Regions from separate parts of the Homo sapiens genome. Here region 2 is linked to region 1. A link is an interaction called in ENCODE POLR2A ChIA-PET data of the cell type or tissue named here. Cell type or tissue: GM12878. All regions are shown on one strand. Each heading gives the region's core, and the rest is flanking DNA. Links, peaks and the distances in the headings are about the cores only.

Region 1 (4,393 bases), core at 125-4,124:
AGAAAAAATAAAAGGCTGGATAATATTCTGTTGTGTGTATAAACCACATTCTGATCATCTTTTCATCCATCAGTGGACAGTCGGGTTGCTTCTGCTTCTTGGCTATTGTGAATACTGCTGCATTGAACATGGGTGTGCAAATATTTAAACAACTTTTTAAAAAATAACTTTGTTTCTGGCCGGGTGCAGTGGCTCACAGCTGTAATCCCAGCACTTTGGGAGGGCGAGATGGGTGGATCACTTGAGGTCAGGAGTTTTGCCAACATGGTGAAACCTGGTCTCTACTAAAAATACAAAAACAAAACAAAACAAAACATAACTGGGCGTGGTGGCACGTACCTGTAATCCTAGCTACTCAGGAGGCTGAGGCAGGAGAATTGCTTGAACCCAGGAGGCTGAGGTTGTAGTGAGCCGAGATCATGCCACTGCACTCCACGCCTAGGCAACAGAGTGAGACTCCGTCTCAAAAAAAAAAAAAAAACCCACTTTTTAAAAAAATAAGAGCTCATGGTACCTATTTGCATCCAGTACATCATTGAAGCTTGTAGAAAGCTGCTTAGTTAAAGTGAGGTTGGGTCACTTCGAAGTAGTCCTCCAGTTTTCTAAGCAAGTAAATTTTGGAGGTAGAAAGAAAATGTTCTCCTTTATCCTAGAGGCTCGACTGTGGTATGGTGGGCCCGGGTCATTGATTTGCTTTGTCCTTAATTGGTTGCTCCTACCTGACAGAAGTGAAATGGGTGTTCTGATGGGGGGTGGTGGGTGGTGACTTGAGAAGGTCCGGGAGCCTGAAGTGGGATGAATGAAGAGCACAGAGGCTCGTTGGGAGGCGAGGATAAGGGGGTGCAGAGGCCAGATCCCACAGGCCAGGAGAGGCTGGAACTAAGGGCTTGGGCTTGACACCAGTTACAGCAGGGGCCTAACACATTCTATTAGGTTGATGCAAAAGTAATTGCGGTTTTTGCCATTAATGTGTTAATTGCCATTAAATGTTAATTTGCACCAAATACCTGTCTGGACCCTCGGTGTCCTCCTTGTAAATGGTGTGGTCTGGGTGCCTCCATGTTGAAACATTCGATAAAAATGGATGATGTCCCCATCTCAAGTGCTGGGCTGTGTGTACATCTTCCCTCTGCCTCTCCCCACAGGCCTCCACCGCTATGTCTGGCTGGTTTACGAGCAGGACAGGCCGCTAAAGTGTGACGAGCCCATCCTCAGCAACCGATCTGGAGACCACCGTGGCAAATTCAAGGTGGCGTCCTTCCGTAAAAAGTATGAGCTCAGGGCCCCGGTGGCTGGCACGTGTTACCAGGCCGAGTGGGATGACTATGTGCCCAAACTGTACGAGCAGCTGTCTGGGAAGTAGGGGGTTAGCTTGGGGACCTGAACTGTCCTGGAGGCCCCAAGCCATGTTCCCCAGTTCAGTGTTGCATGTATAATAGATTTCTCCTCTTCCTGCCCCCCTTGGCATGGGTGAGACCTGACCAGTCAGATGGTAGTTGAGGGTGACTTTTCCTGCTGCCTGGCCTTTATAATTTTACTCACTCACTCTGATTTATGTTTTGATCAAATTTGAACTTCATTTTGGGGGGTATTTTGGTACTGTGATGGGGTCATCAAATTATTAATCTGAAAATAGCAACCCAGAATGTAAAAAAGAAAAAACTGGGGGGAAAAAGACCAGGTCTACAGTGATAGAGCAAAGCATCAAAGAATCTTTAAGGGAGGTTTAAAAAAAAAAAAAAAAAAAAAGATTGGTTGCCTCTGCCTTTGTGATCCTGAGTCCAGAATGGTACACAATGTGATTTTATGGTGATGTCACTCACCTAGACAACCAGAGGCTGGCATTGAGGCTAACCTCCAACACAGTGCATCTCAGATGCCTCAGTAGGCATCAGTATGTCACTCTGGTCCCTTTAAAGAGCAATCCTGGAAGAAGCAGGAGGGAGGGTGGCTTTGCTGTTGTTGGGACATGGCAATCTAGACCGGTAGCAGCGCTCGCTGACAGCTTGGGAGGAAACCTGAGATCTGTGTTTTTTAAATTGATCGTTCTTCATGGGGGTAAGAAAAGCTGGTCTGGAGTTGCTGAATGTTGCATTAATTGTGCTGTTTGCTTGTAGTTGAATAAAAATAGAAACCTGAATGAAGGAACTGAGTCCCCGGATGTTTTGTTCTATTGGGTATAGGTTTCATAAGTGTGAGAAGTCAAGTCTCAGGGTGAGTCGTCTCCGTGACCAGCAAGTAACAGCTGGGACTTGTTCTAGGGGCCATATGGAGGGTCTGTGCCTCTACATGTGCCATTAACCCACAGCAGGAGCAAACAGTTCAGATTTGAGGTTTCTAAAAAAAAAATCATAAAATGTGAGGCCGAGTCTTATTGCCCAAAAAGCACCTTTGCTTCAAGTGGTCCTTTTGACCCAAGAAGGATGTTCTAAAGAAGATGGCTGAAAACCTTCCCCCTTGGTGAAGTCTGGCGCGGACACCGTAACAATGCCTAAGAAGTAGCCTGCACTTCCCGTTCTGATGTGTTATCCACAGAGGCTCAGTACCAAAGAGGTGCGCAGGGTAGGAGGGTGAGAAGGTCACGGTCTCATGCCATCTGATGTACCGAAAGAAAGGAAAGGAGGTGTTTGAAGGTGCAAATCACTGTGATTTGGTCTCTGCGATGCAAAGGGGGGGGTCCTGAATCAGGCCTGACAGGTGCTAATGACTAGCCCTTCCCCATCTTTCACTGCAGTACTTTTTTCTCTGAAAAAACTTGGAAATGTTGCCTTGCTGGAAGCACATAAGGTAGATGTAAGTTTTCTTTTTTTCTTTTTTTAATTTTTTTGAGATGGAGTCTCACCCTGTCACCCAGGCTGGAACGCAGTGGAATAATCTCGGCTCACCGCAACCTCCACCTCCTGGGTGGGTTCAAGTGATTCTCTTGCCTCAGCCTCCTGAGTAGCTGGGATTACAGGCATGCACCACTATGCCCAGCTAATTTTGTATTTTTAGTAGAAAAGGGGTTTTGCCATGTTGGCCAGGCGGCTCTCAAACTCCTGACCTCCTGACCACTTTGGCCTCCCAAAGTGCTGGGATTACAGGCATGAGCCACCATGCCAAGCCTGGAAGTTTTTTTTTTTTTTTTTTTTTTTTTACTTTAGAGTTCTAAAATTCGTTTTTTTACGTAATAAGATTTTGTTGAACACAAGTTACAAAGAAAACAACTGTCAGCTGGGCGCCGTGGCTCACGCCTGTAATCCCAGCACTTTGAGAGGCCGAGGTGGGTGGATGAACTGAGGTCAGGAGTTCAAGACCAGCCTGGCCAACATGGTAAAACACCATCCCTACTAAAAATACAAAAATTAGCTGGACATGGTGGCGGGCGCTTGTAATCCCAGCTACTAGGGAGGCTAAGGCAGGAGAATCGCTTGAGCCTGGGAGGCGAGGTTGCAGTGAGCTGTGATCGCGCCATTGCACTTAAGCCTGGGTGACAAGAGCGAAACTCTGTCTCGAAAAAAAAAAAAACTGTCCTGTTGACCTTGGAAATAAATGTAAAGTCTGGGCATGGAGACTCACACCTGTAATCCCAGCACTTTGTGAGGCCAAGGTGGGGCAGATCACCAGCCTGGGCAACATGGCAAAACCCCTCTCTCTCTAAAAAAATGCAAAAATTAGCCCGATGTGTGGACTCGTTCCTGTAGTCCCAGCTACTAGGGAGGCTGAGGTGGGAGGATCACTTGAGGTCAGGAGGTCAAGGCTGCAGTAATTCCAGCTACTTGGGAGGTGGAGGCAGAAGAACTGCTTAAACCTGGGAGGTGGAGGATGCAGTGAGCCAACATCACGCCACTGCACTCCAACCTGGGTGACAGAGCGACACTCCATCTAAAAAAAAAATAGAAAAAGAAAAACATATTAATACTAACACGGAACTAAAGAGAAAAAAAAATACATATATATGAGAAGGCAGTAGTCATCTAAGAAAGAAGGGTGATGCCTTCAACTGGTATGTGATGTGAACTTCCCCAAGGGCGGCTAGGAAGGGGGTGACCCCCATTCTGAACTCAACTCTGGCCTCAAGGTCCAGCTGATAACCACCGGGCCCACTGGGTCACAAATTCCAGCTTCCTCATTTGAAAAAACATCAGGGTTGCAGGGGGTTGTCAGCCTGCCTTATTTACCTCACAGCGTTGTTGGAGGACAAAATCATCTTTTTTGGGATTAAGAGTTAATGTATGTAAATGACTAAACTTGGCCTGATTGTCATATAAGAACAAAGTACAAAAGTCCAGTTTCCTCAGGTCTGTTTCCTCACTGCAGCCTCCGCCTCCTGGGTTCAAGCGATTCTCCTGCCTCAGCCTTCCTAGTCCCCCTGCCTTCCTTACTGCCTCCTCAGGCAGGTACTAGGAGGAGT
Region 2 (4,393 bases), core at 170-4,169, 80 kb after region 1:
TCTCGCACTGTCGCCTAGGCTGGAGTGCAGCGGCGTGATCTCGGCTCACTGCAAGCTCTGCCTCCCAGGTTCACGCCATTCTCCTGCCTCAGCCTCTCCGAGTAGCTGGGACTACAGGTGCCCGCCACCACGCCCGGCTAATTTTTTTGTATTTTTAGTAGAGACGGGGTTTCACTGTGGTCTCGATCTCCTAACCTCGTGATCCGCCCGCCTCGGCCTCCCAAAGTGCTGGGATTACAAGCGTGAGCCACCACGCCTGGCCATTTTTGAGGCAGAGTCTCGCTCTGTCGCCCAGGCTGGAGTACAATGGCGTGATCTTGGCTCGCTGCAATCTCTGCCTCCCGGGTTCACGCCATTCTCCTGCCTCAGCCTCCTGAATAGCTGGGACTACAGGCGCCCGGCACCACGTCTGGCTAATTTTTTGTATTTTTAGTAGAGACGGGGTTTCACCATGTTAGCCAGGATGGTCTCGATCTCCTGACCTCGTGACTCACCCACCTCGGCCTCCCAAAGTGTTGGGATTACAGGTGTGAGCCACCGCACCCGGCATTTTTTTTTTTTTTTTGAGACAGAGTCTCTCTTTGTCTCCCAGGCTGGAGTGCAGTGGTACAATCTTGGCTCACTGCAACCTCTGCCTCCTGGGTTCAAGCAATTCCCATGCATCAGCCTCCCAAGTAGCTGGGACTACAGGTGTGTGCCACTACACCTAATTTTTGCATTTTTAATAGAGACAGGGTTTTGCCATGTTGGCCAGGCTGCTCTAGAACTCCTGACCTCAAGTGATCTGCCCACTTTGGCCTCCCATAGTGCTGGAATTACAGGCATGAGTGGCCAAGCCCAGCCCATAAGGTTTCTTATGAACAAATATGGTTGAAAACCATAATAACTAATGATAACAAAATAATCGCTACCATTTACTGAATTCCTACTATATGCCAGGCACTCACTGCCTTAGGCATGTTACATATGTTATTCATAATTCTCAAAATAGCTTGTCAAGATAGGTATTATTTTTCCAGTTTCCCAACTGAAGAAACTGAGGTTCAGCTAAGTAACAAAACCAAATCACATAGTGTTTACGCTGAAATTTCAACCCAATCCTATGAGACTCCAAGGCCTGTGTTCTTTTTACTAGGCCATGGTATCTCTTCAATAACTCTGTACATTTTAAGGTAGATAGCACTAGAATTTCAAAATGAAAAGAAAAACTTTAGAAGACTAAATATAACCCCTTCTCCCCAACAACGATCATGGTATTCATTTATTAACAGATAAACTATAAGGGGCTAATGTATAAGAAGAAAATTCCAGGCAGAGAATCTATAACATTTATGTTTGTGTTTTGTTCTTTCCTGGAGAACTTATTTCTGGACACAATCCATTCCCTGACAGTGCCGACAGACTATTTGCCAGTTTCTACCATAACCTTTGTTGGTGAACTAAATGCCTGTAGTTTAAACAGAAGAGAACCAAGATTAACTTCTCCTGAATGTAATCCTGAAAAATAAAATATCTGGTGACTGGACAATTTCAACCTCCAAGAGTTTTAACTAGTCCTTTCAACAGGAGATCAATTTACCCAAAGATAATTTATAAAACAGGATTAAACACTTAGGAGCTGTAAAGTTTGATCTTTAGGAAAGAAGGACAGTGTCAGTAACACTATCATCATCCTGCTTTTTGATGCCATCCCAGCAATTCAACTTCTAGATTAGGGTGTTTTTAAAAAAATATATACTATTATAGAAGAGACAGACACCATAAAGAAAGGGGATAACAAGCTATTATGGAAGAGAGAGATATCAGAACAAAAGGGAACAGGACTATCCACAACTTTCCATGTAATTTCGATGTTAAAAGTACAACTTGGGCTGGGCAAGGTGGCTCATGCCTGTAATCCCAGCACTTTGGGAGGCTGAGGTGGGTGGATCACCTGAGATCAGAAGGTTGAGACCAGCCTGGGTAACATGGTGAAATTCTGTCTCTACTAAAAATATAAAAATTAGCCGGGAGTGGTGGTGGGTGCCTGTAATCCCAGCTACTCGGGAGGCTGAGGCAGGAGAATCACTTGAGTCCAGGGGGTGGAGGTTGCAGTGAGCCAAGATCGCGCCATTGCACTCTAGCCTGGGTGACAAGTGCGAGACTGTCTCAAAAAAAAAAAAAAAAAAAAAAGATACAACTTAAAAATATACTATTGGTATTAACAGTTAGAATTTCATTATGCCCCAAACATACAGAAAATAGCAAAATCATTGCTTAGGGAATATTTGAAACAGTTTAACCTTTGTCTTGCATGTAAAAAAAAAAAAAAATACCCTTCTTTTACATGTCCATTAGCAAAATTAATGCTAGGGAGATGAAAATGTATGATAAAGCTGTCAAAGAGATACTTGTATGACTTATTACATTACTGATATAATAATTTTCAAGTAATTGCTGAGAAATTAAATGTTCTTGGTAATAATTTTATTTTGTGAATATTTACTGACCATCTACAATCACATTTCTTTGAGTCTGAGATGTCATTGACTGTAAGGTGTACTACCGTTAAATATTCACCACGATTTTATAATATGTATAACAGAAAAAATGCTGCCAACTATAAGAGGCTGTTGCCTATAAAATACCTCCTACTTTAAAAAAGTTATTTCCTTGTTTTTGACAAAATTGTATATATTTAAGGTGTACAATGTGATGTTTTGATGTTCATATACATTGATTAATCACAATCTGTCCATCGCCTCATATAGTTACTATTTTTTTTTGTTGTAGGAACATTTAACATCATTTACTCTCTCAGCAATTTCAACTTTCAATGCATTTTACCATGTTGCTTCCTAGTGTTAAAGAGATGTTAAAATGGGCTGGCATGATGGCTTGCGCCTATAATCCCAACACTTTGGGAGGCCGAGGTGGGTGGATCATTTGAGATCAGGAGTTTGAGACTAGCCTGGCCAACAAGGTAAAACTCCGTCTCTACTAAAAATACAAAAATTAGGCCGGGTGCGGTGGCTCACGCCTGTAATCCCAGCACTTTGGGAGGCCGAGGCGGGCAGATCACAAGGTCAGGAGATCGAGACCATCCTGGCTAACATGGTGAAACCCCGTCTCTACTGAAAATACAAAAAAATTAGCCAGGCGTGGTGGCGGGCACCTGTAGTCCCAGCTACTCAGGAGGCTGAGGCAGCAGAATGGTGTGAACCCGGGAGGCGGAGCTTGCAGTGAGCTGAGATTGCGCCACTGCACTCCAGCCTGGGCGACAGAGCGAGACTCCGTCTCAAAAAAAAATTAGCCGGGCGTGGTGGCAGGCGCCTGTAGTACCAGCTATTCGGGAGGCTGAGGCAGGAGAATCGCTTGAACCCGGGAACTAGACGTTGCAGTGAGCCGAGATCGTGCCACTGCACTCCAGCCTGGTGACAGAGCGAGACTCCGTCTAAAAAAAAAAAAAAAAAAAATTTACAGACTTGAGATAATTTGACCAAAGTCAGACAACTACAAAATGGCAGAATAAGAACTGAAGTTTATCTGACTGCAGAGTCTATGCTCTTTAGCACAATTTGACACTATCACTTATCAATTTGCAGAAATAGCTGTCATAGAGGATTAGACAATTTGGGAGAAGGCTACTTTGTCCTTTAGTTCAGTAAATCATTTTATAAAATGCAATCAAAGGCTGATACAGAGAGCATGTAGTTATACATATTTCAATTCATTTTTATAAGAAGGTAAAATCAGAAAGCACATATAAGGGGCTGTCTTAAGAGAGGAAGCACTAAGGTATCTCTTGGGGTCTGTACTTGTGTCCAATGTCAACTGCTGTTGACATTTTAGTCATTTACATGTACACGGTACAAAATCTGATGTGATGATGATCTTGAATCATCATAAAAGGGTATATGTAGTTTGTACAATTGAAGAAGATTGGAAAGGGAAGAATCCATGTCAAATTTCGGAAAGATTTTGGTAAGAAAAAAACTTGTTAAGAAAAAACTTGGTAAGAAAAAACTAGTTAAAAAATGGGTAGGCACTAACAGTAAAATTCAACACAAGTGGCACATTCTTTTAAAAGATCGTAACTGAGGTGTTGCTATGATGGTCTCAGTGTTATAAGGAAAATTTTGGTTTATTTTTATAAAATATTACTTTTATATTTTAATATAATATAAAATTATGTTATAATTTTATAATATAAATTTATATATAAAATATAAATATATAAAATATAAAATATCTGTGTTATAAGTAAAATATAAAATAAGTAATATTTTATAAGAATAAACCAAAATTTTACTTATAACACTGAGACCATTGTAGCAACTCCTCAGTTATGACCCTAAAGGTACTATGACCTCTAAAAGTAGCATAATTTTATATGGCCTAAAACATAAATTAC

The links. Peaks named below come from ENCODE experiments on the same cell type or tissue, not always from the same donor. Only the 100,000 strongest peaks of a DNase experiment are listed, where the experiment ranks them.
Region 2: POLR2A ChIA-PET joins it to region 1 with 5 read pairs; 5 of 35 experiments call an interaction of 5 or more read pairs at or near these places.

The regions. Positions count from the first base shown.
Region 1 is chr12:118,143,441-118,147,833 of GRCh38, forward strand. PEBP1 (phosphatidylethanolamine binding protein 1) reads left to right here. Exons shown (of 4, transcript NM_002567.4): 4 at 1,146-2,144. The coding sequence ends at 1,363. Among named protein-coding and RNA genes, the nearest start is that of PEBP1, 9.5 kb to the left of the region's middle. In GM12878, for the core only: no CTCF peak of the experiment used is centred there; a DNase peak (open chromatin) is centred at 2,156; H3K4me3 peaks cover 451 bases; H3K27ac peaks cover 1,904 bases.
Region 2 is chr12:118,223,097-118,227,489 of GRCh38, forward strand. The region is part of intron 9 of TAOK3 (TAO kinase 3); the gene reads right to left. Among named protein-coding and RNA genes, the nearest start is that of PEBP1, 89 kb to the left of the region's middle. In GM12878, for the core only: no CTCF peak of the experiment used is centred there; no DNase peak of the experiment used is centred there.